7 separate regions of the Mus musculus genome follow, and all the other regions are linked to region 7. The links are chromatin loops, found by intact Hi-C in ENCODE. Cell type or tissue: left cerebral cortex. All regions are shown on one strand.

Region 1 (4,000 bases), 340 kb before region 7:
AGTTTCTTCTGTTTCTTTTCATTGGTCACTGTCCTGATATAAGGCTCCCTTGGGAATTCAGGGAGATGCAGAACAGTAAGAACAAGGTGCAATGTGAGCCTTTGTCTCCCTAGTTGTAAACGTATCAGGTACCGGGGCTGAAGAGATGGCCTAGTGGCTAAGGACACTGGCTGCTTTTCCAGAGGACCCACGTTCGGTTCCCAGCACTCATACGGTAGTTCACAACTGCCTATAACTCTAGTTTCAGGGATCAGAAGGCTTCTTCTGACCCCGGGCATACATGGAGTGTACACGTGTACATTCAGGCAAAACACCCATACCCATAAACCTAAATAAAGAAATAAACAAAACTGTCAGGTACCAACCAAATCTCAGCCTGTCCTAACATCAAGCAAGTACCCCACGGCTCCCTTCTCAGAGGTCCACATGGGACAGGCTCTGCAGTGTGGAACACTGAGGCTCACACCCCAACTCCACATCTCTGTGACCTGGGGCACATCACGTCATCTGCTTAAGCCTCAGGTTCCTCTTGCATAAAACAGGGATGACAAGACCAACTTCCCAGAAAGCTGAAGGGATTAAAGGCGATGCTGTGCTTGATAGCATTTGGCAGTGTCTGGTATACAGTGAAAACTCAATAAATCTTTCCTATTATGACCAAGTGTTGTAGAAGCCAAGAGACTGAAACAGGGTGTGGCTGGAGGTGTCAGCCACCACAGAAAGGCCAGCACACCTGCACAGGTCCACACCTGCACCCATTCAGACACGGGATCGGGAGCCAGCTTTGCTCGCTGACTCCCGCAGGCAGGCAGTGGGTGCTGGAGGCCTGCCTGCTGCTGGCTGCACTGTCAAGGCCGACGCTGGCATGAAGGCTGCTTACAAACCATTTCTCCCACCCACGGGACACAATGCAGGGGCCAGCCAGTGCCACCGCACCTCTCCTGGAGAGGACAGCTGTGGGCTGCATTCCCTGTCACTCCCTCCTCCAGGAATGTCCCTGCCCCAGTCAAGTCTGGGCTGGCTCCTGTGTGTGGAGCTGCCAGGCTCCTGCTGATGCAACCCGTTCTACTCTTCTCAGAATAGCCAGAACCAAGTGGGAAAAGAACTGGGAAGAAAACAAGGAAGTGTCTCCCCACCAGGGTCCTGCTACCATGATATTCCTTGGTCCCTGCGGAGGACTTCTCTGGAGGAGTCTGTGCTGGCCTGGCTTTCTGCAGCCTCAGGTACAGCGGATGTGGTCACTCCTCATGCTGCCCACTGCTATTGTCTCAGGATAAGTCCCCGGCTCTCCTGGGGTCTTGGCACCAGCTGCCATCTTGTCTTCCACTGTGCTTCCCTGTGTAGGTCTGGTCTTCACCTCAGGTTTAAAATCTTCAGTGTCTCCCACTGCCCTCCGGGACAGCTGGTGCTAACGGCTAAGAGTGTGGGTCTAAGATTCAACCCAGACTCCCAGATGCTCACCCTATGCCCTGAGGCAGTTCACTTCCCTTTCTAAGTCTCATTATCTTCAACTACAGGATAAGAATACCAGTTCCAGCCTTACGGCGGTTTCTTGTTATGACAGCTAGAAGCCATGCATATAAAATGTTTGGCTCAAAGTCAGCTCCTGTTAGCTTCTGCTATTGTAATTCTTGAAAATAATCGGTCGAGAGACTAGAGAGCTGGCTAGTGGTTATGAACACTTTCTGCTGTGCCAGACGGGGCTAGCTCAGTGGTAAAGCACCTGCCTAGGATGACCAAGGCCCTGGGCTTGTTCCCCAGCGTCTCGACAATGAATGAGAAAATGAAACCCATGTTCTAGCATTAGAAGTTATACATCAGTCTATCAAGCTGTTAAGTAGAATATTCTACCTTTCCTTTAAAAAATGTCACCGAGGGCAGACTTGGAATTTAGAATCTGGCCCCGAGACCTATACCAACCATGACACTGAAGGGAATGTTGGCCAAAGCACTCCTCCGACCCAGAGCCTTTCCAGATGGTAAGGCCTGCTCCTGTTCGTGGCCTCCTCACTCTGTTTATCCAAACTCTGCTCAAAGCCCCTGCAAACAGCCTTCCTGGGGTTGGAGGGTGGGGTCCGAGCAACATTCTACCCTCCAGGACATGCTGATGGACTCAAAAGGGCTAGCCAAGGCCCGAGGTGGGCACTTTGCTCTTGGTCTTCCATGTTTTTCTTCATAGCATCTCACTGGATGTGGCCAGAGTGTGGTGAACATACACTTCTTTACCCACTCTAAGAGCAGCACCCTTCTGACGTCAGACCAGTTGGTAGGTAGTTTTTGTTGTTGCTATTTGTTTGTTTTTTTGAGATACGGTTCCTCTATGTAGCCCTGGCTGTCCTGGAAGGAGCTCACTCTGTAAATAGGGCTGGCCTTGAACACGGAGATTTGCCTGTCTCTGTCTCCCAAATGCTAGGACTAAAGGTGTGTGCCACTACTGCCACGATGAATGGGATGGTTTTTAACTCATTACATAACTCACAGCTTGCCAGTGCCATTCTCTGTGCCGGACCTTGCTCATCTGTCCAGCCCGTGTATGAGGTTAGAGACTGCAGAGCCTTTAGGACCTGGAACTTGTACTAAGCATCCCAGGGGCAGAGAGATGAGGCAGTTGGACCTTTCTGACCAGGGCACCCTCTGTTCCCTTTGCCAGGCCAGGTGGCTTGCCCTGATGCAAGCTACTCTTGACCCCGAGGCTGGGCATTCTCCCAGTGGGCAGAAGATGTGTCCTGCGCTTAGTCTCACTTCTAAGAAGGCAATTGATCTTGCAGATGAGTACAGAACAGCAAGGATTGGCATGCACACTGCCCTGGGTAGTCTCTGCGGCTGGGTAACAGCTGGCTGAGGCAGAGGAAGAGGACAGTTGTGGTGGTCTGAAAGAAAATGGCCCGGTGGACTCACAGGGAGCGGAACTGTTGTTGGAGGAAGGGTGTCACTAGAGGGTGGGCTTTAAGGTCTCAGAAACTCAAGCCAGGTCTAGTGGCTCACGGTCTCTTCCTTCTGCCTGTGGGTCCAGATGTAGAACTCTCAGCTCCGTCTCCAGTGCCATGTCTGCCTGCCTGCTGCCATCCTTCCCGCCATGACGATAACGGACTTAAACCTCTGAACCTGTAAGCCAGCCCCAATGAAATATTTTCTTGTACAAGAGTTGCTGTGGTATAGCATCTCGTCACAGAAATAGAATCCTAAGACAACAGTCTTAGTACCTGACACTGAATCCGGCTCTATGACCACCAGCCTTCCTCACATGTGAAGACTAGGAGAGCGACCGTGATGGCGGGCCCACAGGTCCATACCCACTGTAGGCTGGCTATGTTTGCTGCTGTGTGCTCCATTCAGCAGTGACAGCCATAATTTGCATAGCATCCCTTGGGTCACATTTGGGTTTGGCTACTGTAAATACCACCATGATAAAACTCTTGTCTGCAGGCTTTTCCTTCCTCTGGGGGACAGCTCTTGGCACTGGGTAGCACTTTCTTTCCCAAACCCATCCCTCCCTGGCATTACCTGAGAGCATCTGTCTCCCACTCTTGCCAGTGTACTATGTTACAATTTCAATGTACATTTCTCAAAATGTGATGGGTGACAAATGGCACCCTGATACCTGCACATGCATGTCTGCAACTGCTAGTCAGGCCACATGTGTCTTAGTTTCCTTTGTGACCTGTGTACCCTGTCCCCTTAGCTGCTGTGCTCTGGTGGCTTCCCTGACAGCCCTCAAAATAATAAATCTTTGTCTATTATATTTCCCAGACATACTTTCAAAATGTTTGGTATAATATTTTTGTTTGATTTCAATGGATATTATTACCAAGTTTCTTCTAGCACTTCTGTGGTTTAAAAGTTTGTCCCTTCCTGCCAAGCATGGTGGCTCACGCCTGTAATCCAAGCACAGGGAGACTGTCTGCCTCCTAACAGCTCAAGTTAGGGGATTTGACTCAATCTCAAAACAAACAAACAAACAAACAAACAAACAAACAAATGAAGAGAGAAGCAAGAAAGA
Region 2 (4,000 bases), 460 kb before region 7:
GCATAGTTCCTAGTCAGTTGCCAAGTTCCTTGACCCCTATTTACATGCCAGGATTTCTACTCATTGTCACTCTGGTGTCCTCAGTGAAAATATCAGCAAGTCAAAGTGACAGCTAATGATTTGTTGTTAGCAAATAGCTTTTGCCTGTGGATGCCCTGAAAGGATCTTTGCACTTGATCAGTTAACATCTCAGAATTGCTCAAGTTAAAGAATGACAACAGCTAACCCAGGCATGGCGGTGTATACCTATGACCCCTGCAATAAGACGACAACCTCAGCACTGCAATCCCAGTCTGAGAAGGAAGGCGCAGTGTGAATTTGAGGCCAGCCTGGGTTTACATAGTCAGCTGCAGCCTCAGCCTAGATAATAAAAGAACACAATAGCCACATTTACTTTTTTGTTTGTTTTGGTTTTTGGTTTGTTCGTTTTGTTTTGTTTTGTTTTGTTTTGAGACAGGGTTTCTCTGTATAGTCCTGGATGTCCTGGAAATCACTCTGTAGATCAGGCTGGCCTCGAACTCAGAAATCTGCCTGCCTCTGCCTCCCAAGTGCTGGGGCTAAAGGAGTGCACCACCACCACCTGGCTCCATATTTACTTTAATGTGTGTGTGTGTGTGTGTGTGTGTGTGTGTGCACGCGCGCGCATGCATGCTCAGGTGAGAGGATAAGCTTAGATACTGGTCCTCCCCTTCACCTTGCTCCAGGCAGGATCTCCTTTTTATCATTGCACTTCATGCTCCAGGGTAGCTGGCCTGCTTCTGTGGATTCATTCTCCTGTCTCTGCCTCCCATAAGCATGCTGGTATTACAGACCTTCATTTACTGCTTTGGGCATCCACAGAGGTTCGGAATTCACCTCGTCAGGCTAGTGCTGCAAGCACCAAGCACTTTCACCTGCCCAGCTGGTTCTCTGGCCCATTTTCTTTTTAAAGGACTCAAAAAAAAAAAAAAAAAAAAAAAAAGCTATCACTCCAAGGCATGTAAAATGCTTTCATAAATATCTCATGGAAAAAAATGAAGACCAACTCCATCTGTGGTACTATTTGCTTTACTTCCTCAAAAAATAAAAGTCGGGGGAGGAGAGGAGGAGAATTCGGCCCCCAGGGACTGTATCAGGCATGTGAAGCGCCATCCATCATGTATGTCATGGTGAGTGACACAGTCCTGGGACTCAAAGCCTAGTGGTGCTGGGAACGCAGGGCCCTCCGCCCTTCTCTCTTCCCACAACTCCACTAGCTGCAGAATGTCCATAATACAGTCACACAGTAATGTTCTCTTTTGGTTTTTGGTTTGTTCGTTTTGTTTTGTTTTGTTTTGAGACAGGGTTGCTCTGTATAACTCTGTATAGTTCTCTGTCTGTCTGTCTGTGTCTCTACCTTTGTCTGTCTGCCTCTCTCACACACTCACTGCTGTAGCTACTCTCACACATCATAAGTCACAAGCTGAACCATGTGTATGTTACAGCTACACAGTCACATAAAAGCCATAGAAAAGTCCCAACAGCCAACAGCCAACCTCAATGTGTCCAAACCAATTCTTACTGATTCATAGTCACAGACAGACAGCCTCAACTTCACTCATGACCCTCAGAGACCAGCATGGCCCCTATGTTAAACATGGTCTGCCTCAGGTGCCCATGTTCACACACACTCTAAGCAGTCTGTACATACTCTGATAGCATAGACTTTGGACACATGCCAGCCCGGGCTCAAGTTCAATCTTTACCACTGATTACTTGTATAGTTATTTAACCTGTATGTCCTTAGCGCTAGAAAATGGAGATTACTTTTACTTTACAAATTTGATGTGAAGATAACAAAACAACCAGGCAAATGATAGTATGGTAATACTGTCTGACCCAGGGTGACCTGAGGAGTCACGGTAACTGCCATGTGTGGCTCTTGTCGCCAGAGGGCACCAGGGCTCCAAGGTGTCTGTGGAATTTGTTGGAAGTAAATGTCCCAGGAAGGCTGGGATTCCTGGCGTGTGGGGATATGTGCAGACTAGGGAGGTGTACAGGTGTATCGAGGCTGGGAAGGGTCTGGGAAACCCAGCTAGGGCCCCTGTGTGATTCTGGGCATGCAGGGCGTACTCCAGGAGAAGACCCTGACTGGGAGGGAGCATGCACAGTTCCCACACACGAGGCTCCCTTCTCCCACTCCCCCACTGGGCAAATCCTTTAATCCCACACAATGTCGGGCTTCCGCCATTGCTCCTGGCACAGAGGAATCCCAGAGACATGGGTTCCAAGTCTCAGTAGTTGAGGACCTGGGGAGGCCAACGCTGGGAAGCAGGACTCTGAGCACCAATCCACACGGCTCACAGAGACAGCCTTCCTTCCCTTTCCTGGGTTGCGCCAGAACTTCCTGACCCTGCTGTCTTTCCTGGTACGGAGCCAGCCCCAGCTGGCCTTTCCCCTCTTCCAGCCGGCTCCACACCTGCTCCCCGGGGCCAGGCCCTGGTAAGAGGCTTATCAGACATGTGTCTGGGACAGATAAGGCACACACCCCCTGTACCCCACATGCCTTATCCAGCCCTGCCTTCTCAGCTGCTTGGCCTTGTAGAAAGGCTTGCCAGCAGAAGGAACCCCACCCACCTAGGCAACAGGCCACCCTGTCCCCAGCCCTCCCTCGAGGGCTCTCTTCCCAGCAACCTCATTCCCTGTGATGTCATCACTTGGGGGGAAGCTTGGTCCATCATTCATGTCCAAGAGAAGCTGGGAAAGTGGGATCAGAAAGAAGTGCTCCCCAGGCACCAGGTCAGCAGCTGGATTGGGAGCAGGGGGCGGTGTCACAGGATCCTCCCCCAGGGTAGAGCTATTTTGGTGTTGGCTGCTTCACACATAACCATTCCTCTTCCTGTCCTCCCCATCCATAGAGGCTCTGGGTTCATTGGGAACAGCAACAGTGGGAAGAATTTATCCCACCATAGGGAAGCACTGGGTAACCAGCCTCAGGTCTGGAGCCAGCCCTGCCCTCCTCAGGGAGACTCGATATTTGGGAATCCCAGGGACCTTCCATCCCATTCCTTGGAACAGCACTGTGGAGGGAAGGATCATTGGAATGGCCAGTCTGATGAACATAGCACCTTAGCATAGCCTGCTGGTGACACACATTGACTTGTGGATACCGCTCCTGGTGACATAACAGCACGGTATCTATGGCATGCCCATGAGCTCAGTATCACTGCCATGTTCTTGGCTACACATGGACCCCAGACGGCCTTGTATTGGACTATACACCAACACTCCAACAAGGATACACATCGAGAACCCCATGTGTGGACGGGGGAGACCCCTCTTTCTCGGAGCCACGTTCTCAGAGAGTGACATAATTCTCAGCACACGGTGGACACTCAGAAATATTTGGTTAAGTGCTCGCTAAATTTTACAGGTCCTGAGGAAAAGCCATTCTAACTGCGGCCCCTCTCCAGGCCTAGGTGGGAGCATGGAGGGTTGGGTGGGGGACATCTCCACTTTTGTCACTGCTACCTCCAGCTCACTTCAATCATGGCTACTCCTCGGCTTATACCAGTCACAGAGAGCCACCTCTCCTCTTCTCTGGTGACCTATGCCAATGGTGTTCTGCAAGTTGGATGCCAAGAATGTTTAGACATCGTATACTTGTTCAGCATCATGAGTACAGACTTTTGAGTCCTCCACAGTGCTGGGAATGCTGGCTTCCTTGGCATTGTAAGGCTCTGTTAAAGGCATTTAAGAATCTAGGCATTGACTGCTCTGGAGACTTGGAAGGCTACCTGGACAGGGCCAAGGTTGATGCTTCCTGTTTGCCTGATGTCATTTGTGGCCACTGAGGTCCTGCCTGGATTGACTTAAGCTGTCATGAGCGAGGGTGACATAAGATGACCCAAGAGACACGTGGAGCCCCAGTGGAACTCATGGATTTAAACAGCTGTTCCACACTGGGTCAGGGCAGGGAAGGAGTTGTGTAATGATGGTTTCAAGTTCAAGAGAGGATGATTCTGAGAGCAAAGCCAAGACA
Region 3 (4,000 bases), 380 kb before region 7:
GGGCGGGTGCATTCCTGCATTCCAGGCTGCTGGGAGAAGAATAGAATAGAAAAAGATGGCCTGGGCAATGGAGAAGTCTGGAAGGAGGCCATGGCAGAAAGCCATGTGGGCAGGTAAGGAAGGAAGGGCCCTGTAAAGTTGCCAGCAGAGCCAAGCCCCTTGGACCCAGCACAAAACAAGAGAGCCAGGCACACTCCTGCCTGTCCAGGACCGGTTTGACTTCCATCCAATAAGGAAAAGACCCTTTCTGAAGATAAATGAACATATAACTCAGACGGGTTTAGCTCCAGATATCTTTGTGAGCCTTTGACTGAAAAAAAGTGAGTCGGGTCCAGGATCATTCAGCATCCGTGTGGTTTCTAACGTGGGGGTGGGGGTGGCTGAGTGGCAGGTCTTGTGAGTTTCTGGTTCCCTCCAGAACTCCGCCTGCTTTTCTCCTGGATCTGGGCAGGAGCCGATTTGGTTATAAGTCTAAACCCTTCAGCACCCTACAGGGAACAACCTAAGATCCTAGAGTATCTATCCGAAAGGGGACCTGTGTCTACAGAAAGCCCAAAATAGCCCATTAGGCACTGCAACACTGCTGTCCAAGCCGGCTGCCCAAGAGAGATGGTAAATACCAGGTGCTCTGGGGGCATCATCCCAGCGGGCACTGAGCCCGCGTCTGAGCTTTGGCATTAGTGTCAGTCCCCAGAACTTCTGCTCTGTCACTGGAGTGCCCACCCCAAGGCCCTCATACCTTCTCCACGTTCTCCACAGTGAAGTCCAAGGCTGGTGCTGCTCCAGCCCCTGCAGCCCCCAGCTGCTCCTCCCGCCGCTCCATCTTTGCTCCCTGCCTGGCAGGGAGGTGGACCCTGATCTCTTTCTTGCCCCAGCCCTTTGGCTGTCGGCCCCCTGCTAGACCCCGGCTTGAGTACCCGGGAGGTGGTGGGATGAGGGGATGCCCAGGGCGGGCATGGCTGCCGAGGCCTGCCCACCTCGTTTGGAGGGGGAGTGGGTTGCAGAGGTCAAAAGATGTGCTCTTCGGAAAGGGACCCGCTAAGGCGGCTCCCAGAAGGGAGGCGTCCGTGAGGTACTCCCAGACAAGGGTCCTAGTGGGAGGTCACAGCTCTGTCCCTTGAATCAAAAGTCATAGGGGAGGGAGGCCTATAGGGGAAACAGAGGCCCTGGCCCGTGAGGGGTCACAGAATCAACGGCCTGTACCCATAACACCCCAGTCTGGACGAGCTTCTAGATGCTATGAGGTCAGGGGGGCTGGGAGATCACCCGGGAGAGAGCCCTTCGCGAGATACGGAGACGTCCAAGGAAGCACGGGATTGCAGTTTCGTGAGTCTGGGGCAGAGTCGGTAGAGTTGGGGGACTGAGATAGGTCCCCTCCGTTCGCCTGGCCCGCGATCTGTTCGCCTCCCGGCGTTGGCCCCGCTACGGTCGCTGCCTCCGCCCCAGTGACTGACAGACAGGCCGGCCCGGCCGGGACGGGGCGGGGACCTCAGCAAGACTCGGGCTGTCCCGAGCGCCTGTCGCCAGTACCACCAACTTAGGCCCCCACCCACGCTTGTCCTGGCCCGGCACGGCCAAGCACATCGAGACACGGCACGGCGGAACTACGCGGAAACTCATTCCGGGTCTTTGGCCCTGTCCTCGTGCTAGCTCGCGCGCCCCCGAACAGGCGACGGAACGGCACACCGCCAGGGGCCCCTGCCTGAAGCAAGGACCCGCCTCTATGCACCCTGGGAAATGTAGTTTTCGTCGGACCGGAAGGTGGCTCCTGAGGAGGGAGGCTTGGAGCACGTGGGTTGGGGGTCCTATGGAACCCTATCCTATTCTCGGCTTAGGGCAGAGGACCATCTTGCTCAGTCACATTGCCTAGGAGTGCAACTCTTGCGAAGACGTGATTCATGGGGCCTTTGGGTGGAGTTGGAAGCCAAGAATGGAGGGGAGAGGGTCACGTTTGGTCGGCGCTCAGGCACAGGGAACTGGTTGTGTTGGTGACCATCAGCACCCGCTAAAGAAGAGGAAAGATAGGAGTTACTTGGTGCCCCACAATTAAAAAAAAAAAAAAAAGCACTGTGGATCTGCTCGGGAGCAACCGGGAAATCATATTATTCTGCGCGCGCGCGTGTATGTGTGTGTGAAACGAGGAGGAGAAGGGAAATCGTTAAGGTTTTCATTATGTTTCAAGTAAGAATAGCTCATGGCTTTACCTTAGGTTTTGTTCTCTCTCTATTCTGCTGTGGCGGGTTGGTTTGTTTTGAGATGGAGTCTCTTGCCTTGGGGTGGGGAGTGTACCTCTTTAATCCCAGCACTCCCGGGATTACAGGAGTGTGCCACCAAGATGGGTGTCTGAAGTGCTGTGCCTCCCGCGCACCCTGTCAACTGAACCACATCCTCCACCTTCTTTGTTTTCAAGCGGGGATCTCACTATGTAGCCCGGGCTTGAGTGGGTATTTTTATTCATTGTCTTCAGCTAAAATGGGGAAATTGAGGTTGGAGGAAGGCAAGCCCTGCTCCCAGCAGGCACTTCCTCTCCATGCTCAACTTTTTCTTTCCTTGACTCCTGTCAGCAGGAAAGGAAATGATTTCAAACAGAAGGATCTTTCTTTTTCTTTTCTTTTCTTTTTTTCCAAGACAGGGTTTCTCTGTGAGGCCCTGGCTATCTTGAAACTCTGTAGACCAGGCTGGCTTCCAGCTCACCGAAACCCACTTGTGTCTGCTTCCAAAGTGCTAGAATTAAAGTTATGTACCACCATGCCCAGCCTAAAACTTTTTTTTTTTAGATAAATTATATTAAGCTCAATTTGGGCTTACTATATGGCTTCTCTCTCCTTATTGACTAAACTCTTCCCAACACAGCCTTCTAGCAGTAGCAAAGTTGGGTAAGAATAAGAAGGGCTGGCATACCGTCAGGAGGAGCAGCAATTTTGTAAACCTGGGGAGGAAACAGATTAAGACAAGAGCTGGAGTCACTATACAGGGCTTTACATGTGTCCCACCACACCAGGTGACACTTGTGCTCTAAGGGAGGAAGCTGGCTCTGGAAGTAGCTGCTGAGGCCAGAGAAGGTCGAAGAAACTTGACAAGATCTTGACGAATCCTCAAAGCCTGGGAAGGAGAAGGACTCACTTGGCTGCTAGAGGAAGTCCATCCATCACAATGAGTCAGCAAATCGTTGTCCAAAAGGAAAAAAAGAAAATGTTTTAAGCGTTTTAAAGAAGCCAATTGGATCCCTGTGAGTTTGAGGCCAGCCTGGTCTACAGAGTGAAGTCCAGGACAGCCAGGGCTACACAGAGAAACCCTGTCTCGGAAAAAAAAAAAAAAAAAAAAAGCACCAGCTGCTCTTCCAGAGACCTGGGTTCAATTCCCAGCACTCACAAGGTGGTTCACAACCGTTTTAGGGTTTCTATTGGTGTAACAAAACACCATGACCAAATTTGGCAGGAAAGGGTTTATTCATCTTACAATCCCATATTATAGTCCATCTCTGGAGAAGCCAGGACAGGAACTCAAGCATGGCCAGCCAGTCTGCATACCAGATGCTATCCTCAGAGATCTTTGGCCAGCCAAGTCGTGCGCAGAGAAGAGCAGCAGAGGGCTCAGCTAGCAAGCAGAGGTTCAGGGACGAAGCTGCTAGTGGTGAAAGCCTTGGGAGAGCGTTCTCTTCCCAGGAATTGTTACAGCTCTTGTGACAGATGCTCTCAGGTGACAGAGTAATTGCCACACACCTTGATTCCTTCTGGATAGGATCTTATATACAGTTTTGGGATGGGTTGGGGTCTGACAGCAGGTGCTTCCTATTGGCTTCTTTGGAGATATTTGGGATGCCTCATCTACACGTGGGGAGGAGCTTGGAGTCACTGCCCCTATGTGACCCATGGTCTCTGGGGCTGGGGCTCCATGACGGACCTGACATCAAGAGCAGGCGAAGCTCTTACCTCCCCTTTGGGTCCTGGGGCTTCCAACCCAGCTCAACCTTATCAGGCTTCCTCACAGTCTACTGCCC
Region 4 (4,000 bases), 200 kb before region 7:
TGTTTCAAACCTGCTCTGCTTCCGGAGCAGGGAAGAGGTGAGGAAGCCATGTCACCAGCTCCAGCATCGGCTCCAGACCAGTCCACCTCATCCGCCATAGCTTCCCCACCAACAGCAGTATCCCTTAAACCATGAGCTGAATAACTACTTCCTCCCTAGGGACGGTTCCGTCAGGTGCTGTGCCCCAAAGTCAAGAAAGTTGATAAAAGGCACCTGGTTCTAATGGGTTTCTGCATTCACTCGGCGTTACAAATCACTATTTTGAACAGGCAGATGCAATCGACCTCTTACAGAGTTCTACAATTAACTTCTCCACAGGGCCACGGATGGTCTTGGATGCTAACCCAAACTAAAACTAAAATCTAATTTAACAATGCAACTTTGGACCAGTAGGTATCAGAGCACTCCCAGGATCCATATAATTAAAATCTATGATGCTCGCTTAACTGCACGGGTCTGTAGATTCCTAAAGGTGGAGGGTGGGCATCACTGCTCCTCCAGGTTATGGCTGTCTTCCCAGGTCTCGCAGTGATCACACCACACAGCCACACGTGTTAGTATCACTACCCATCATAACAGAAAGGGACTTAAACAACGGAGCTTGTGGCAGCTGCTGTGATACAGTCATCCCCTCTGGGCATAACATGACAGTCCATCACAGAACAGATGGCCTGACCTATACAATACCTTGGCCCCACAAAGGAGGGAACAGAACAAGCAAAATTCAGTGGCAGCAAGGCCTATGGTAGTGTAACAAAGGGTCCCTAAACTCTCTCCCTGGCATTCTGTTCACCATCTTCATCCTCCTTTCCCAGCTGCACGTGGTCCTGAGGGAGGGGTGGGATGCTAGATACAGAGGTGACCCATCTTGGGTAAATTCATGTCTTCAGGTCTCCCTGGAAAAAGTCACACAACAGCAGCATATACAAGTTCTCCATGACTCTGATCACTTGAAAGCTGAGGTTTGTCATTGCTACACACAGTTGGTGGCTTCCTTTGGGACAGCAGGCTCACCTCTTTCATTTCTGAGAAAAGGCCATCCATGCCCAACCCTAGATAATGCAGAGTCATCGTTTGCCTATGAATCATTCTTCACCAGAAGAGTATGTCCAAACAGCAGCTTGCTCATCTTACAGGCCAACAAGAGCACACAGCCTCGAGACAGGTAGGTTCCATGTTTTACCACACCACACTTGGGGAAAATGACCATATCCAAGGCCAACACCTAATAAACTTAAGACAGTTTCACCAATAGCATTAAGTGTTGCCTGTGCCCTGGACAGTTCTCTGCCTGACCCTACCTGCCCTTAGGGGTTGGGGGTGAGTTGGCGCAGAGTCAACGACACAGACTCCCTGAGAAACGCTGCAGCAAGCTCATCTGAGCACTGCTGCAAGCTCCTTTAGCACCCTCCATCCCCACTGGTCCCCTCATCCCCAGTGGTCCCAAGAAAGCACCTATTCTAAACAGCAGCTCCTGATTGGCTGGCACTGTTTGCACCAGCAATCCCTGTTCTCTCAGGCAGTCCTCAATTAGGTCCTCCTGCAGGAGATGCTTTTGCAGCTGCACGCACCCAGCGTTTACACAGAGGCGGCCCTGTTCCTGCTACAATTAAGTAAAACTGGCTTTTAAAAAGGCTGAGTGTCAGGGCCATGGTGGTGGCGCACACCTTTGATCCCAGCACTCAGGAAGCAGAGGCAGGTGGATCTCATGAGTTGGACGCCAGCCTGGTCTACACAGTGAGTTCCAGGACAGCCAGGGTAACATAGAGAAACCTCATCTTGAAAAACCAAAGATAAATAAATACAAGTCCTGAGCAGCTCACACTGTTTGGTGCTCCTGCTGTGATCTGTGCTGTGGAGTGAGCTTCTTCCTTTGTGACATCAGTGCAGATGACACAGGGCAACTGGCAGGAAGTCTCTTTGTAATATGAGAGCACTTGGAGGGAGCACCACGCACTGTTTCTATGAGGAATGGCTCCCTGCCTTCAGTGTCACTACATGCCACTGTTTGGTCCAGATACTGTGGGCCTTCCTTCAACGTTATTTTTGCCTGCATGTATTTTTCTGCTCCTCCACCTCTCATTGCATTTTTGCTTCTGTTCAGTGTTTTGGGTTTTGTTTTGTTTAAGATTTAAATCGTTTGTATAAACGTAGGGGCATCTATGTGCGCATGCAAGTGCAGGAACACAGGAAGTCCACAAGAGGGCAGAAGAGCCCCCTGGAGGTGTACAGGCAGTTCTGAACGGCTTGAGTTCTGGACATTGAACTTGGGTTCTCCGCGGGAGCACCAGGCGCTCCTAACCACTGAACCATCCGTCTAGACTCTTCTGAGAGTCTTTAAGTTATGTCCTTTACATGCACTTTCTTTTCTTGGAATAATTAACCTAGAAATTTCCCCTGCCCATTTAACTTCACATGGGCATCAGCGGATCTGTACTACTACCAAATAACACAGGAAAAGTACAATAATGGCTCCTGACACTCTTCCTGTCTAGATTCTATCACTAACTGGCAACATAATATATAATATCATTGCTTGGGATGATGCCAATGCTAATTGGACAACACTGCCTTGTGGGTGGTAAATTTAGTGCTTACCTAAATTTACACCATGGTGTTTGCCCTTTCCTCCCATAATCCCTCCCTGGAGTTTAAACTTCATCAGCCCTTTATTGGTGGTGAGTTTTCTTCAGCATGTCTCTCATTCCTAGAAGACGGGGTTCCCTGCCCACCCAGTGCGCATGCGCGGGCCACACCCCCCGGGGGGGGCTCTCACGGGCTGTCTTTAGAAGCCCACTGTGTCCAAGCAGCATTCTTTCACGGGCAATGTTTTTGACTCTCTGGATGTTCTTCAGACAGTCCCACACCAAATTACATTTCACATACAGTAAACGGCCCCTCTAGAAGGTGTACAAGCCGGTGTACTTTGACCGTCGTCATCTGGGACACTGGAACATCGCAACTAAGCCACCGAGCATGCTCTCCTTAGACCCCGCTCGTTCATGAGGTTCCTGATTTGCTTTTTGTCACAAAAACGAGCTTGTACTTTAGAGAATTCTGTATAAATATAATTACAAAGTATTTTCTTTCTATCTGGATTCCTTCACTCTGAATAATCGTTTGAGATTCGTGTAAGCTATTACAGGAACCAATTCTTTGTTCATTTGAATACTGAGCCGCATCCCACTGCGTACCCCAGCCACAATTTATTGTTCAGGTTGTTTCCAGTTTGGGGTGTTACAATAAAAGTTGCTAAGACGATTCGGTATGAGTTTAGTCATGGATATACACCTTCATTTCTCTTGGTGTGGTATGACTGGAGGGATGCTGGGTGAATGTTAATTTTCAAAATATTGCCAGATTGGTTTTCAAAATGGCCGTACCATTTTACATTCCCACCGACAGTGTAATCGCTGCTGCGGTTGCTGGCGTGTTGCTAACCTGATAGAGTCTTTTAATTTTTGCTGTTCTAAAGGTTTATTAGAGCAGTCTATTACCACAGCTTTAATTTGCATTTCTCCTAATTACTAATATGGTGAGCAGCTTTTCAAATGATTACCTGCCATCTGTAGGCTTGCTTTAGTGAGGCACCTATTTGTACCACTGCCCAGTTTTAATTGAACCTTTGTCTTCCTGTCCTGGGTCGTAAGACTTCTTAAGTGTTCAAAATACATGACATGAAAGTAGAAAGAAGATTATGGACAAAGAGAAATAAGGGAGAGAGTAATGGGGGAGGTGACCAAATCTCATTGTGTGCGGGCGTACCTGTGCGTGTGTGTGTGTGTGTGTGTGTGTGTGTGTGTGTGTGTGTGTGTTTGTGCATGTGTGTGTAAAAACAGAGAAATGGGGCTGGGGAGTGGTTAAGAGCACTGGCTGTTCTTTCTGAGGACCCAGGTTCAATTTCCATCACCCAGATGGCTCACAAGTGTCAGAAAATCCAACACCTTCTGGCCTCCACAGGCATGGTATGAATGTGATGCATATGCATATACATACAAAT
Region 5 (4,000 bases), 360 kb before region 7:
TTCTCCCAGAGGAGTTCTCTTTAGCTGAGGTTTCTCCTGTCTGTAGAGCTGTGATCCATGAACAACTTGGGACTGTTGGTCAGTGGTTCCGACATCTTTCACTCTGTCTGTCATGCCGACGACGTCTGTCACTCACCGGCCTGGGGCCTGAGCTCTGCAGCCTCCATATCCTGCTGAGTTGAGGCTCCTGGTTAGTGAGGCCCGGTGGAGCTGTTCCAGGTAGGGCAACACATGGGTCTAGTGTGCAAAGGCTTGGAGATAGATCATCCTCAGCCCAGACAGCCGCAGGCAGTGGCGGAGAGGTGGTCCACGGTCCTCCAGGTGCTGTTCACGTCCATGAAGGAGACGGCCTCATAGCGAGTGGGCCGGCAGCAGGGCTGGCTGATCGGCCGGGACCCGGGAGGCGACCGTAGGGCCCCAGCGCCCAGTAGGCTGGCCAGACTGAGATCGTGCTGGGAGCGTGCTCGGCGGCACGAGCCGCTGCAGAAGCGGAAACGTATCAGCTCGTCGGAGCTGTGGCCTAGGCCGAGCGCACTCACCGGCACCAGCTGCGAGCGCAGGCGGCAGCCGCGCGCATCTGTGGTCCGTGCGCGGCTGCTCCGGGTTCCTGCACGCGCCGCGCGTGCCCCGCGGAGCGCAGCGGGAGGAGACTGGAGCGCGGGACCAGGCGGCGGGGGTGCGGGCTGAGGAGACTGAGGCGGGGGTCGCAGGGTTCTTTCGCTGCACAAATGCGCAGTGTGTCCCCCTGGAATGAGGCTTAGTCACTTTCGGAGGTGTGGGTGGGGGGTGTCTAGAGCTAGCCTCGCCCTTGCCCCGCCCTGTCGCGCTCTCACCTACCAGGCAGGTGGTCCGTGGGGGGCGCCAAGACCGGTGAGGGACCGTCGCGAGCGGCGGGGCTGCGGGACATTGGGTCCAGGGAAGCTTCTGTGACGCAGCTCAGCAGGGCTAGAACAGCTAGGGTTGGCCACCAGGCTGACTGCACAGAGAAAAGGAGACTTAGGGAGGAACAGGACACTTTGGGGGTCGGGAGGGGGTCTTGTCTTGCCCAGATCAGAGACCAGTCTAGTCGGGCTCCTAGCTGGGTGGCAGAGTGTAAGGAAGGGCTTAGATTTAATAGGCATTTGCTGCTCCCAGGAGCCCAGGGGAGGAATTACCTGAGGGCACGGACCATCAGGAGAAATCCCGTTCCTTTCCTCCAATTACGGCCCCTCCCTCTTGGCATTTCCCCTTTCATATCTGATCCCTGCGGCCCTAAGCTATGTCCTACTCTCTTTTTTTCCAAGGAAAGCCAGCGACTCACCTGCCACCTAGGCCGGAGGCAGTGGGACAATGCAGTAGGCTCTGCAAGTCCCAGTTCCATAGCTTTCGGCTCCAGAAGCTCCCATCAGAAGCCTTCGTGGACCCGTTTCCCCACCCTCTTCCTGCGGCAGCTTGCAAACTGAAAGATGAGTTAGTTATCCTTTGGGGTATTCCTCCTTCCACTCCAGTCTCTCGAAGCGACCCAGGAGGTTGGAGTAGCTAGAGTCAACTCAGCAGCGGTAGCTGCGATGGAGAACCTTGCTCTCTGTGTTAGGTGCTTGGCAGGACCTGTTCCTTCGCGATGCCACAAGGTCAATCAATGGCTCACTTCTCCAGATGGGCAAACAAAGCTCAGCTGAGCTCAGAGATCGTCTAAGGCCTCAGGGGGGAGACTCACACAGCTGTGGTCCTGTCTTCTAAGACCCTTCTGCTCTGTACTTCAGGGCTGAAGGTACCAGGGTGGTTGGAGAAAGTAGTAACTTGAGTTCCTTCCACTCCATGCTCAGCGTTCACTCCATACCTTGGGGGAGGAAGCAGAGCCCTGAAGAATTTGAGTGTCAGTTGGTCACTTGGATTATCTGATGACTTGCAATCTTCTTTCTGGACCCAGTGTCACCTGAATTCTCTCTTATGCCCACAGATGTCTCCCAAGAGCTTGCCTATTATCTGGGGAAGCGATGGTCCTTCTGAAAACACAGGGCCTGGACCATGGCTTCCTGTGGCCACCAGGGGGCAGAGCTTGTCAAGCCTGCGGATTTAAGGGGAGGGGGCTTTTGCACACGCTCTGCACATTTAGGTCTGAGCCATTGCCAGAAGGACCAGCTAGTCCTTCACACCAACCTGGTCTCAGAGGGCTGAACCACTCCGAGATCCGGCCCAAGCCTGGACCATCTGCCTCCTGTGGATCTGGCCCCCTAGCCTTGCTCCTAGGAGTTTCCCCCATAAACCATCCTTCCTGACCCCAGCCCGCACCTCCAGTCTTTGTGAACCACTGCTCTTGGACCCCTAGAACTTTTAAGAATTCTCATTAGTTAGTCTCTTCTTGGGTCCCAGATGTAACCCTCCATCCTTTTGCTGGCACACAGAATACATGGAGAGGGGGAGCGACATATGATGACTCCAGGATAAGACACACACCTCCCAGGCCTTTATCTAGTTCCTCCAGAGCTAGGCGTGTGCCCGTTGGCTAACTAGATTAAAATCCCTAGAGACCAGACTGGCTACTATTCTCTCAGATGGAGGGAAAGTCAGACAAGGCAGCCCTGGGATATCTGCGCTAGGGGGAGCCTAGGAGCAAGTCCCTCGAGGACAGCTCTGACCAATTTCTCCTTTCTTACCATTTGGGATATTTGGTCCTCCAGCCCTTGCCACCCCTATCCACCAGCCCTATACTCACCAAAGGGGTCCTGGTCCGTGTCCTTCTAGGCGCCTCTCCTGGGACCAGTGCTGGGCTTTCCCCCGAAGCTCAAGTGGATCATGCCCAGAGTTGTGCACCTGGCAGCGCCTCTTTTAGTTAAAAGTGGGGCCTTGGCAGCCGGTCTGTGCCCTGTGGCGGCAGCGGGAGCCTCACATTACAGCCAGCCAGGAGGGTTAACACAGTCCAAGAAGCTAGCGACAAGAACTGGAGGGGCTGGGAGGGGCAAAGAGCTGCGCTGAGGGCCCAGAAGAGAGAGGCTGAGAGAAAAGTGGGGAGGAAGACCTTTCTGCCCTTTCTCCTGCCCTTTGAGCGTCCATCAAGGGGATGGGCAAGAAGGCTGGCTTACCTTGGGTGCAGGGCTCCAAGCCCCAGTCGCAGCGAGGGCTGGGGCCCGAGGGACTTGTTGCTGGCAGAGCCCGCGGGCCGCATCTGGGGGCCGAGCCCAACTCCATCCCTCAGCAGCCTCCTGCCCGCCGCCGTCCGGTGTCAAATTCCAGCCCCGGCGTCACCAGATCCCGGGGTGGGGCCCAGAGCGCCCCCGCCCCGCCCCACCTTTCAGGGCTCACCTGGCCGCTCCACCCTCCGGATCCGGTCCCCGCTGGCTAGGCTAGGTCCCTCTAGGTGGGGGCTAGACATTTGGAGAAGACCCCAGGAGGCAGAGTAGAGATCGCGGGCTGCAGCGAGACGCTGAAACTGGGAATTCGAAGTTGGTAGTCAAGCAAAGTAGGGAACTGGGAGGCCTGGCCGAGGGCGGGAGAGCGCGAGGGAGGGCGGCGAAGGAGGGGCAGCCTGAAGGAGAGTTCCAACTTGGGCTGCGCAGACATGGGGGTTCTGGCTAGCTACTCTGTATCCTCAAGTGGTGACTCCGGGACCCTCAGAAGGTTCAGCTGCCTCGGAGCGACAGGGCTCTGCGTTGGGCTCCCACGGTCCAAGGATACCCTGTTTGCTCAGTTTTAGGGTCGGGGCCTCAGAGGGACTCGCGCACATCCAGTGAAGGCAGTGAATGATTGTGTGTGTGTTGGGGGTGGGGGGTGGGTGCGACCAGGGATGAAGAATCAGAGGACCTCAGAGTATTGAACTGGAGTCTGAGATGCGATGAGGCAATTTGGCAGGTGTCTGGAGGTTGGTTGATGGCCATGATCAGAATTGTTCTACCAACTAGTCTGGAGTTCATCACGAAGATGCTGGAAACTACTGACCTAGTCTGAGTGTGGTCATTTTCGTTGAATGCCTGCACTGGAGAGAGTGTGGTTTTGAGACAAGCAAGACAGAAGAGGGATGCAG
Region 6 (4,000 bases), 76 kb before region 7:
CTAGCAACACCCTCTGCCTTTGAGCCAGGACTTCTCAGTGGCCCCCGGTTCACCAAGTAAGCCAGGCTGGCTAGCCAGTAGTACCATGGTGGCTTCTGTCTCTGTCTCCCCACTCTGGATTACAAGTGGCCATTTTACACAGCTATAGCTGCAATCTTCACCTTTTGTAAGTCAATCTTCACTGACTGAACCACTCCCATTAGCCACCGCCACCCCATTCACAGGACTCTCCTGCTTACATCTCAGAGCTGCCCCTACTATCCTGCGGCCCCCTAGACATCTCCATGTGCAAGCTTCACAGCTCTTTCCACCCCAGTCCCTTTAAAGGCCAGCTCATCTGTTTCCTGTCAAAGCAGGTTCTGATGTGACCCCCCCACCCCTCAGTGGATAGCACAAATCACTGACCCAGGAAGCCCAGCCAGGTTTAAAGTCCATCTTGGGACCTCCCCAAGGTCCCTCCCATTGCTTACCACACCCCCCTACACTCCTTTCCTCTGCCTTTCTCAACCTGCTGCTGCTGCCAGCAGCTAGCTCTGCTTGGTACCTCCAGGCCTCTTCTCTTGCCCTGCTCCAACCCTCTCTGTCCTTCAGCAAGAACAGTCTTTCAAAAAAAAAAAAATGCAGATCTGAGTATCAAATTCCTGCTCAGAGGCCTCCCATGCTCTTGACTGGCTCAGGACACAAAAATGCTAACAGCTACATTTCTGTGTGAGCTCACGGTGTGCCCAGCACGGTCCTAAGCCACTGCGTGCATTTCTCCATCTTTTTACTCAAGAGAGGTTTGAGTTATTGTCCTTCCTTTGAGGATGGAAAGAATCGATGCCTGTATCACAGTCTCCTCCGTTTTGGTCCCAGCCACCTTATTCTCTAAGGAGGCTGTCTCATCACTTCTGTGAGGCCCCACCCACCAGACACACCCACCATTGTGTTTGCTATATATGATTTTAGTGCATGCTGTCAGAACCACACACTCACAGCAACGATTACTGCTCTGTCTGTGTTTCTCAGTGACTGCGTCCCAAGGCCATCTGCTTCTACATGTCAGCATAGGGACTGGAATACAGTTAAGTGCTAACAACAGTCTGACAAATGACCTACAGACCATGAAGAGAAAGTTTCGGGAAAGCCCACAATAGATCTGGTGGCTTCTAGGACAAAGAAGGGCCTTTAAAGAACGCTCAGATGGGAGGGATGGAGGGGAGGTGGTAAGGTGACGGCCGTGAGCAGGGGCTTATAGGAAGGATGCCAAGGCGTGGGGCAGGACAAGGGCGAATACTGGTAAAAAACAAGGAAGGCCTCCTTGTCCAGAAGTTAAGCTAAATCCAGGCCACCCGGCTGACAGGCTCTGCCTCCACAGCAGAGGTGACACTGTTGCTGTGCAGAGGCATGCTCATCTGTCTACCTGCCAAGCTCAGTTTTCTTCTTTGGAAGCCTGGCCTGTCGCCTTTAGGATCTACCTGGCCCAGTGCCCTCGGAAGGGCAAATCCGGTACCCAGGGATATATCCCCCAAACATAACTCAAGAGTGGACACCTGACTAAAAGAGAGCAACCCCCTGGGTCCAGCTGAACAGATCTATCCATCATCTGTCCATCAGTCATCCTCTGAGGTGTATGCCAAGTGCTGACAAAAGAGCGGCCAGTACAGCAGGGAGACAAAGAAAGGGGGTCTCCTTAGCACTTCCTTTCTAACAAGGCTCCCCTGACTGTATGGCCTGGGAACACCCAAACGTCCCTGACAAAGAGCTGTGGGTGAACCAGGTGGTCACTGACCCTGAAGTCTGAGCTAGCAAACAGAGGTGAAGGCCAGAGTGAGGCGAACACTTGGAGGGCTTCCTGACTCCCCATCTATGAGCTATGTGTTTCGGCATGCATGTGTGATCACATGTGGGAGCGGGAATGGAAGCCGGGCTGAGAACAGACCCTCCCACCCTTCTCGGACAATGGTTACCATGTGGAGACTCAGTAACATTGTTATGCAAGACTGAAGTGCGGATGGTCATGAAACCAGCACAGGCAAGGTCTGGGTGGCTCCACGACTCCTCAGCTGTTTGACTCTAGGTAACTCACACCTCTGTTTGAGTCTGGTTTCTGGTATGTAAGACAAGACTGTGACAGTACCACTCCACGGGGGACCGAGTAAGAGGATGCTGTCCCGTACCTGGTAAGTGCAGGCCTGTTCTTGTTGGAGATTAGATATTATAGCCATTGCTACTAAATCAGTGTCTGCTTCTGCAGGCATCACCTAGCAGAGCCTTCTGAAGCATGTCCTAGGGTGACCACCAGAGGGCTATGGTGAGCCTGTGGGCTGAGCCCAACACCTATGACGGCCAGTTCCCCAACTGAACTTTGCTATTGATCTCCCTGGCCTACATCCCAATATCCTCGACCTCAGGTGGGACCCAGGACAAAACAAAACCAGACTTGGAGAGACTGAGGACACACGGTGGGAGTGGTGGGTGTCTCACCTCATACTCCTGGGAGAACTTGAGCCCATCGTTGGCTTTGAGGCGCTCAATATTGTCTGCCAGGTCAGTGATGGGGATGGGCGGGTGGTCTCGCATACCTGGGGGAGGTGGGGCAGACACATGGGTGGCATTAGTGTGAGTTCTGGTCAGGGTGGTAGAGACAGCCCAAGGCATGTGTGAACATGTGTGATCATGAAGTACTCAGCACTGGTGGCATGGAAACAACAGCACATGCGGCGGCGGCAACAGGAATGGAGAACACACAGTGGCTGGGCATCAGGGGAGGCCAGAGATGGAGGTGTGTGTACTGTGAGCACACAGAAGCATGTCCAGATGACCTGGTGCTGCACGGGACAACAGGGCTCTCTGCCTGCCAGGCCTGCCTAAGAGGAGCAAGGGGCTTCTTCCCACTAAGACGGGGCTTCGAGCTCAGGAACAGGGTGGAAGCTGGGCTCTTACCACACCTGTCTGAGACAGACACCCCCTTACCCCGACCCCTCATTGACGCCAGTCACCTCAGAGATTTGGTGACCCTGTCACCCCGGGCACCAAGTGTGTGGGTGGAATGGTCATGGAGCGCAAAGACAATGGCAGAGTGGCATAGAAGTAGGGAGAGAGAGAAGCAGAGATGGGGAGGAAGATACAAAGACAGGCAAGGGATCAGGACGGAGGCACACAGAGGGGTTGGATGGAGACCAGAGGAGGCAGGGACAAGGAGAGAGGGTGGGAGAGCAGATACAGGAGGAAGCCAGTGAGCACAGGAGGGGACAGAGAGAAGGGAGACGCCGGAAGGGGAGGGAAGGGATAAAGGCAAGGGGAAAAGGGCAAGGAGAAAGTGGGGAGACGTGAGGAAGTAGAAGAGTGGAGACACACTGAAGCCAAAGTGTCCCCAAACCAATGTGGGAACTTTGAAAACTAACTTGAGATATTCGGGCAACTGGGGGCACTGGAACCTGCAGAGAAAACAAACCAAAAGAAAACAATGGGACAGGAGCAGAGCTCAGGAACCCTCTTTCTGGTCACCTGGTTCTGCGGTTCGACACTGAAGGGACTGTAGGTGAAGGGCAAGAGGAAGGGGCACAGACAGAAAGAGTGGGTCAGCTCACGTGCCTTCCAGTAACAGACAGTCCCCCTCCCCCAAAGAGAGAGCTTCCAAGCAACATAGGTCTGAGTGGCCTCTTGAGACCCTATAATAAAGTCACTCCAGCCCAGCCCTCACCCCCTCAAAATCTGACCTTGGCCATTTTCAGATGGTCTCCATACCGGAAATGAAAAATCTTTTAAAATCTCAAGTTCCTCCCTTCTCAGGGATGTCATGTGCCCATGACATCCTTCACACACTGATATGGAAAAGCGTTCTGCATTCCCTTTTGCTGCTTTTCAACCCATGGAAATACTTCTGCCTGAAGGCTTGGGTCCTATACCTCAACACAGCTATGGGCCCTACCCTCTCAGTGCCACACTACGCCAGCACCTGAGACAGGGAACCTTTCTGCCCACACCTCTGCCTGCATGCTCCCCTATAACACCACCA
Region 7 (4,000 bases):
CGCTCCGTACGGAGACCAGGGAAGGGGGGCTCGCAACTCACGCCCCGCTCGTCCCGGGGCCGCACGTGCGCCCGGTTGCCCGCGAGACCCGGCGTCGGCTGCGGCTCTTCCGCCGGCGGGGAGGGGGCGCCGTGGGACGGGGGAGGCGGCCTGGACCCGCCCGGGGCCGGCGGGGGAGGCTGAAGGCCGCCCCCGGAGCGCGACCGCGGCGGATGGGGAACCGGGCGCCCACCGGCGCGGGGAAACTTTGCACGGGGGGTGCGGGCTGCGGCTCAGGTGCGGCGGGGGCTCGGACGAGATCGCGGGCGCGGCAGGTGGGGGCGCGGCCCGGCCTCCGGGCGCCCCCGGGCCCGCCCCCGGCTCAGCTCCACGGACGCGGGGGCAGGGTGGGGATGGCGCGGAAGGGCCGCGCATCGAGGGGCCCGAAGGGGGCTCGGGGGGTCACTCACCGCCTCTCCGGGGGCCGTCGGTCTGCATGTCCCCCCTCGAGCCGCTGAGGCCGCCGTTCTCAGTCCGCCGCTGCCGCCGCCGTCGCCCGCTCCCGCCACCGCCACCTCCACCGCCGCCCGAGCAGGAGCCGGAGCCGGAGCCGGAGCTGGAGCCGGAGCCGCCGCCTCTGCCGCCGCCGCCGCCACCGCTCCCGCGCCAGCTCCAGCCGCGCGCGCCCGCCCGCCCGCGCCCGCGTCCCTGCCCCTGCCGTGCGCGTCCCCGGCGCCGCCCCTCCCCTCGTGCACTCTCGCTTGTAGAGGAGTGGAGCTGTAGGCCCAACGAGGCTGCAGACCAACCCCAAGTCTAAACCGCCTGGAACATCAAAATTGAGCTTAAACCTCAGGAACGAGCGTGGATAGAACCAAACTTAGACACAAAAGTCCAGACCCTCCCAAATCCTCACATGTACGTAATACTTCTCTAGGGTCCCCTGCCGCCAATCCAACCCAGAACCACCTTTAAACCTAATGTTGAGTCCAGACCCTAAAATTTGCCTAGCAATCAGAAAAAGTAGTAATTTTTTTTTTAACTGAACGCCTATAGTGTATGGACTCCAATTACAGATTCGAACACTAAATGGCTTCATTTCTTCTACCTGGCCTAAGTTTGATATTGATAGCAGCCCCAACCCTTGGTCTGAATGGAGTCCGGTATAGATATTGAGACCCTTATACAGAAGAAAATACTATGCTAAGGCAGCTGCCTCACACCGGAGCCCAGTGCTTTCATGTGTTCTAGTCTCTGCTTTATTTCTATCCCAGACAAGAACATTTCCCTGCTGGGATTCTTGATTTTTAAAGAAGATTTTTATTTATATATGTATTTGTGTGTGTACGCCAGTGTGTGTGTGTGCTTGTATATGCATATTCACCGTGTGGTGTTACAGGAGGGTGTGAGGAACCCAGTGTGGGTGCCGGGAACCAGACCCAAGTCCTCTGCTCTTGATTGCTGAACACTCCAACGCTGAAACTCTCAATTCCAATAGAAAAATTGGAACTGGGTCACCAGAGGAGTTGGGGAACACACCCTAATACAGACACTGATCTCAATACCTCTCCCATCTTGGTGATCTTTTAGTATAATAATCTGATCCAACTCTAATAATTGTGCAACCTGAGATGGGACTGGCTTTACAGAAACTCCACACGGACCTTTATCTCTACACCGCTCTTCCCCTGTGCTCTGATCTGAGGTCAACCCCACCCAGAGGCTAACCAATATCCCAACATCTACACTAATTCTAGCAGATATGAATGATCCCCGGTCTCAAGATCTGTTCAGTATACGCCTTAGCATTGAATTCCAGACTCCTTGTCCACAGCCACACCACCCTGAAACCATCCACTTGCATTTGAACTTCACTGACCTCATGTCAAATTCAAATGCACGTGCCACCGTGTCCAGTGTGTGCAGTGCTAGGGACTAAACCAATAACCTGCTTGAAGATTTATATTCCAAGCTGTGATTATAGGGACTTGGTGATCTCCAAACAAGAGCCAGCCTTGGCATCAAAGCCTTCAGGCTCCTCACGTGAAACTATCACTTAGAAAGTCATCAAGGTCACGCCAGCCATTTTCTGTTCCCAATCCCACACCACGAGGCTTCACCATTAAGACAAGAGGTGAGACCCTTCTGGCCTCTACAGCCTGGATCAGGTGAGATCCTTTGTGAAGGCTCTGGTCTCTGCATAGCATCTCTCCGATTTTTCTGAGAATTTAAAATCAGATGAGAAATAAAAACAAGATCTGGGGACTATTGAGGCTCCTGGGTTCTCAATGGTTACCTGCTAGGTTTAGGGATCTGGGTTGAGGATCAAGTTCAGGGGAACACCTAAATCACAGGGCAGCTTTTGTCTTGGAGCTGCATTCACAAGCAGTACGCGTGCGCCCCCTGGTGTACGATAAGGCAATAGGCCTGGCTTCCGAGAATCTGGGCACTTCGGCCCAGATGACAAATAGATCAAAATGAATACTCCTAAGGCAGTGGTTTTTCACCCACGGGTAATTTTGTTGTGCTGTGGGAGAGCTGCTGCAATTTTTTTTTATCCATCTTTAAATATATTTTGTCTGTTTTTCAGAACTCTGACTGTTTAGTTCCCCAGTTTAAAAACATATAATTTTCGACCTCCTTTTCGCTGACTTCTGGAAACAGCTCTTTCCCCTGGCTTTACCGGCCTAGCCTGCCCTCCATGACCACGGGTTCTCCAATTACTTGGCCGCGTCGTCTCTTCATTTCCACGGCTCAATACTAGGTCTTTCCTTCTCCTGCCTCTTTCCACCCCTTGGCCCCCGTGTGAGCTCCAGCTCCTTGGACTAAGCCCCTTCTCTATGCTATGTCTCAGCTGTCCCTCAGATAAATAGAATTCCTGTCTCAGGTCTATCCCCATTCATCTCAGGCAAGAAACTCAGTCACTGGACCAGAAATATAGATCTCCTGCCCAATTGGTCGTCAGTCCTGCAAACTTCGTGAAGGAGACAGAGACACAGATGGGATGAGGAGAGACTGGTTAATTCTGACCTCCACATTAGCCCAACCAAAGCCAAACTCAATTTTTAAATGTTCTTGTACATAGTTATATGATAACTCACCCTTCAACTTACTGAACCTGGAGAGAGTTCATACTTGCTGAGGGACATTGGCTTCTTCCAGAAAGCCACACTTGGGCTGGGTTCGTGAGTTACGTCCCCTTGAGTTGTCACCACATCTACATCTTTGTGTTTCCCTCATCTAAGACTCTAAGGACAGGAGGGATGTGTCTGCTTCATCCACTGCCTTGTTCCAGTGGCCAACAAGGGCGCCAACACTCAGCAGGTGACTGGAATGTATTTATTAAAACAGTGAAGGGCTGGAGAGAGGGCTCAGCGGTTAAGAGCACTGACTGCTCTTTCAGGGGTCCTGAGTTCAATTCCCAGCAACCACATGGTGGCTCACAACCAACTATAATGGAATCCGATGCCCTCTTCTGGTGTGTCTGAAGATAGCTACAAGGTACTCATATACATTTAATTAATTAATTTAAAAAAACAGTGAAGATATTTTTCCCTTCTGTTCACAAGGAGCCACCAGATGTGAATGACCAGGTCAAGAAAGTTTCCCTCACCAGGGCTTAGGCAGTCACCCTGCAATCTTCGGTGGTCTTGGCATTTATGAATAGAGAAGCCCACCTGTCTTTTCTGCTCACCACCCTGAATGTCAGTAATGTGAGGTTTATTTGGTGGTCCTGTACCTCTGCCCAGTTTAGTGGCTGTGATACTCACAGGTAGGAGGGCTGAAGCCCCGCCCCACCCCCGCCCCCTGGCTGAAGGCGGCAGACCCACTCACTGCTAAACTAGCTAGGCTTCTGCTTTGGGTCACTCAGACCTACATTCTGGGGCCACCACAGCCATCTCAGGCTCTCAAACTATTGGTCTCTGTCCCATCTCTCACCTACTTTTTGGCCCCTATTTGGTATAGTACATATGAAGGCTGGGCAGAAGAACACTGGGACCCCTATGGTCTAATTTCAGAATGT

What was found. A loop is a pair of places that touch in the nucleus more often than their neighbours do. Peaks named below come from ENCODE experiments on the same cell type or tissue, not always from the same donor. Only the 100,000 strongest peaks of a DNase experiment are listed, where the experiment ranks them.
Region 1: it touches region 7 in a loop (2.7-fold over the local background); 5 of 42 quality-filtered maps call a loop at or near these places.
Region 2: a loop joins it to region 7, with 2.9 times the contacts of the local background. A loop is called at or near these places in 5 of 42 quality-filtered maps.
Region 3: a loop joins it to region 7, with 2.5 times the contacts of the local background. A loop is called at or near these places in 6 of 42 quality-filtered maps.
Region 4: a loop joins it to region 7, with 3.0 times the contacts of the local background. A loop is called at or near these places in 27 of 42 quality-filtered maps.
Region 5: a loop joins it to region 7, with 2.6 times the contacts of the local background. A loop is called at or near these places in 10 of 42 quality-filtered maps.
Region 6: a loop joins it to region 7, with 8 times the contacts of the local background. A loop is called at or near these places in 26 of 42 quality-filtered maps.

What each region holds. Positions count from the first base shown.
Region 1 is chr4:117,946,173-117,950,172 of GRCm38, forward strand. All of the region lies in intron 9 of St3gal3 (ST3 beta-galactoside alpha-2,3-sialyltransferase 3), which reads right to left. Among named protein-coding and RNA genes, the nearest start is that of Artn, 18 kb to the left of the region's middle. In left cerebral cortex, a CTCF peak has its summit at 1,534; DNase peaks (open chromatin) are centred at 1,042 and 1,565.
Region 2 is chr4:117,827,793-117,831,792 of GRCm38, forward strand. No RefSeq gene overlaps it. Among named protein-coding and RNA genes, the nearest start is that of Slc6a9, 5.5 kb to the right of the region's middle. In left cerebral cortex, a CTCF peak has its summit at 1,897 (motif pointing right); DNase peaks (open chromatin) are centred at 889, 1,064, 1,908 and 2,274.
Region 3 is chr4:117,913,549-117,917,548 of GRCm38, forward strand. It overlaps Ipo13 (importin 13), which reads right to left and starts at 1,451. Exons shown (of 20, transcript NM_146152.3): 1 at 740-1,451. The coding sequence starts at 823. In left cerebral cortex, a CTCF peak has its summit at 1,677; DNase peaks (open chromatin) are centred at 82, 563, 1,523, 1,684 and 1 more place; H3K4me3 peaks cover 2,711 bases; H3K27ac peaks cover 2,116 bases.
Region 4 is chr4:118,087,913-118,091,912 of GRCm38, forward strand. All of the region lies in intron 2 of St3gal3 (ST3 beta-galactoside alpha-2,3-sialyltransferase 3), which reads right to left. Among named protein-coding and RNA genes, the nearest start is that of St3gal3, 45 kb to the right of the region's middle. In left cerebral cortex, a CTCF peak has its summit at 2,197 (motif pointing right); a DNase peak (open chromatin) is centred at 2,211.
Region 5 is chr4:117,926,324-117,930,323 of GRCm38, forward strand. Artn (artemin) reads right to left here and starts at 3,440. Exons shown (of 5, transcript NM_009711.4): 1 at 3,063-3,440; 2 at 2,696-2,929; 3 at 1,301-1,819; 4 at 838-976; 5 at 1-745. The coding sequence starts at 1,360. The coding sequence ends at 270. In left cerebral cortex, CTCF peaks have their summits at 2,017 (motif pointing right) and 2,575; DNase peaks (open chromatin) are centred at 532, 1,117, 2,019, 2,579 and 1 more place; H3K4me3 peaks cover 1,174 bases; H3K27ac peaks cover 932 bases.
Region 6 is chr4:118,214,626-118,218,625 of GRCm38, forward strand. Ptprf (protein tyrosine phosphatase, receptor type, F) reads right to left here. Exons shown (of 33, transcript NM_011213.2): 22 at 2,467-2,564. Among named protein-coding and RNA genes, the nearest start is that of Mir7226, 6.1 kb to the left of the region's middle. In left cerebral cortex, a CTCF peak has its summit at 2,282 (motif pointing right); a DNase peak (open chromatin) is centred at 2,278.
Region 7 is chr4:118,290,731-118,294,730 of GRCm38, forward strand. It overlaps Ptprf (protein tyrosine phosphatase, receptor type, F), which reads right to left and starts at 667. Exons shown (of 33, transcript NM_011213.2): 1 at 450-667. In left cerebral cortex, CTCF peaks have their summits at 2,391 (motif pointing left) and 3,465 (motif pointing left); DNase peaks (open chromatin) are centred at 709 and 2,384; H3K4me3 peaks cover 1,043 bases; H3K27ac peaks cover 258 bases.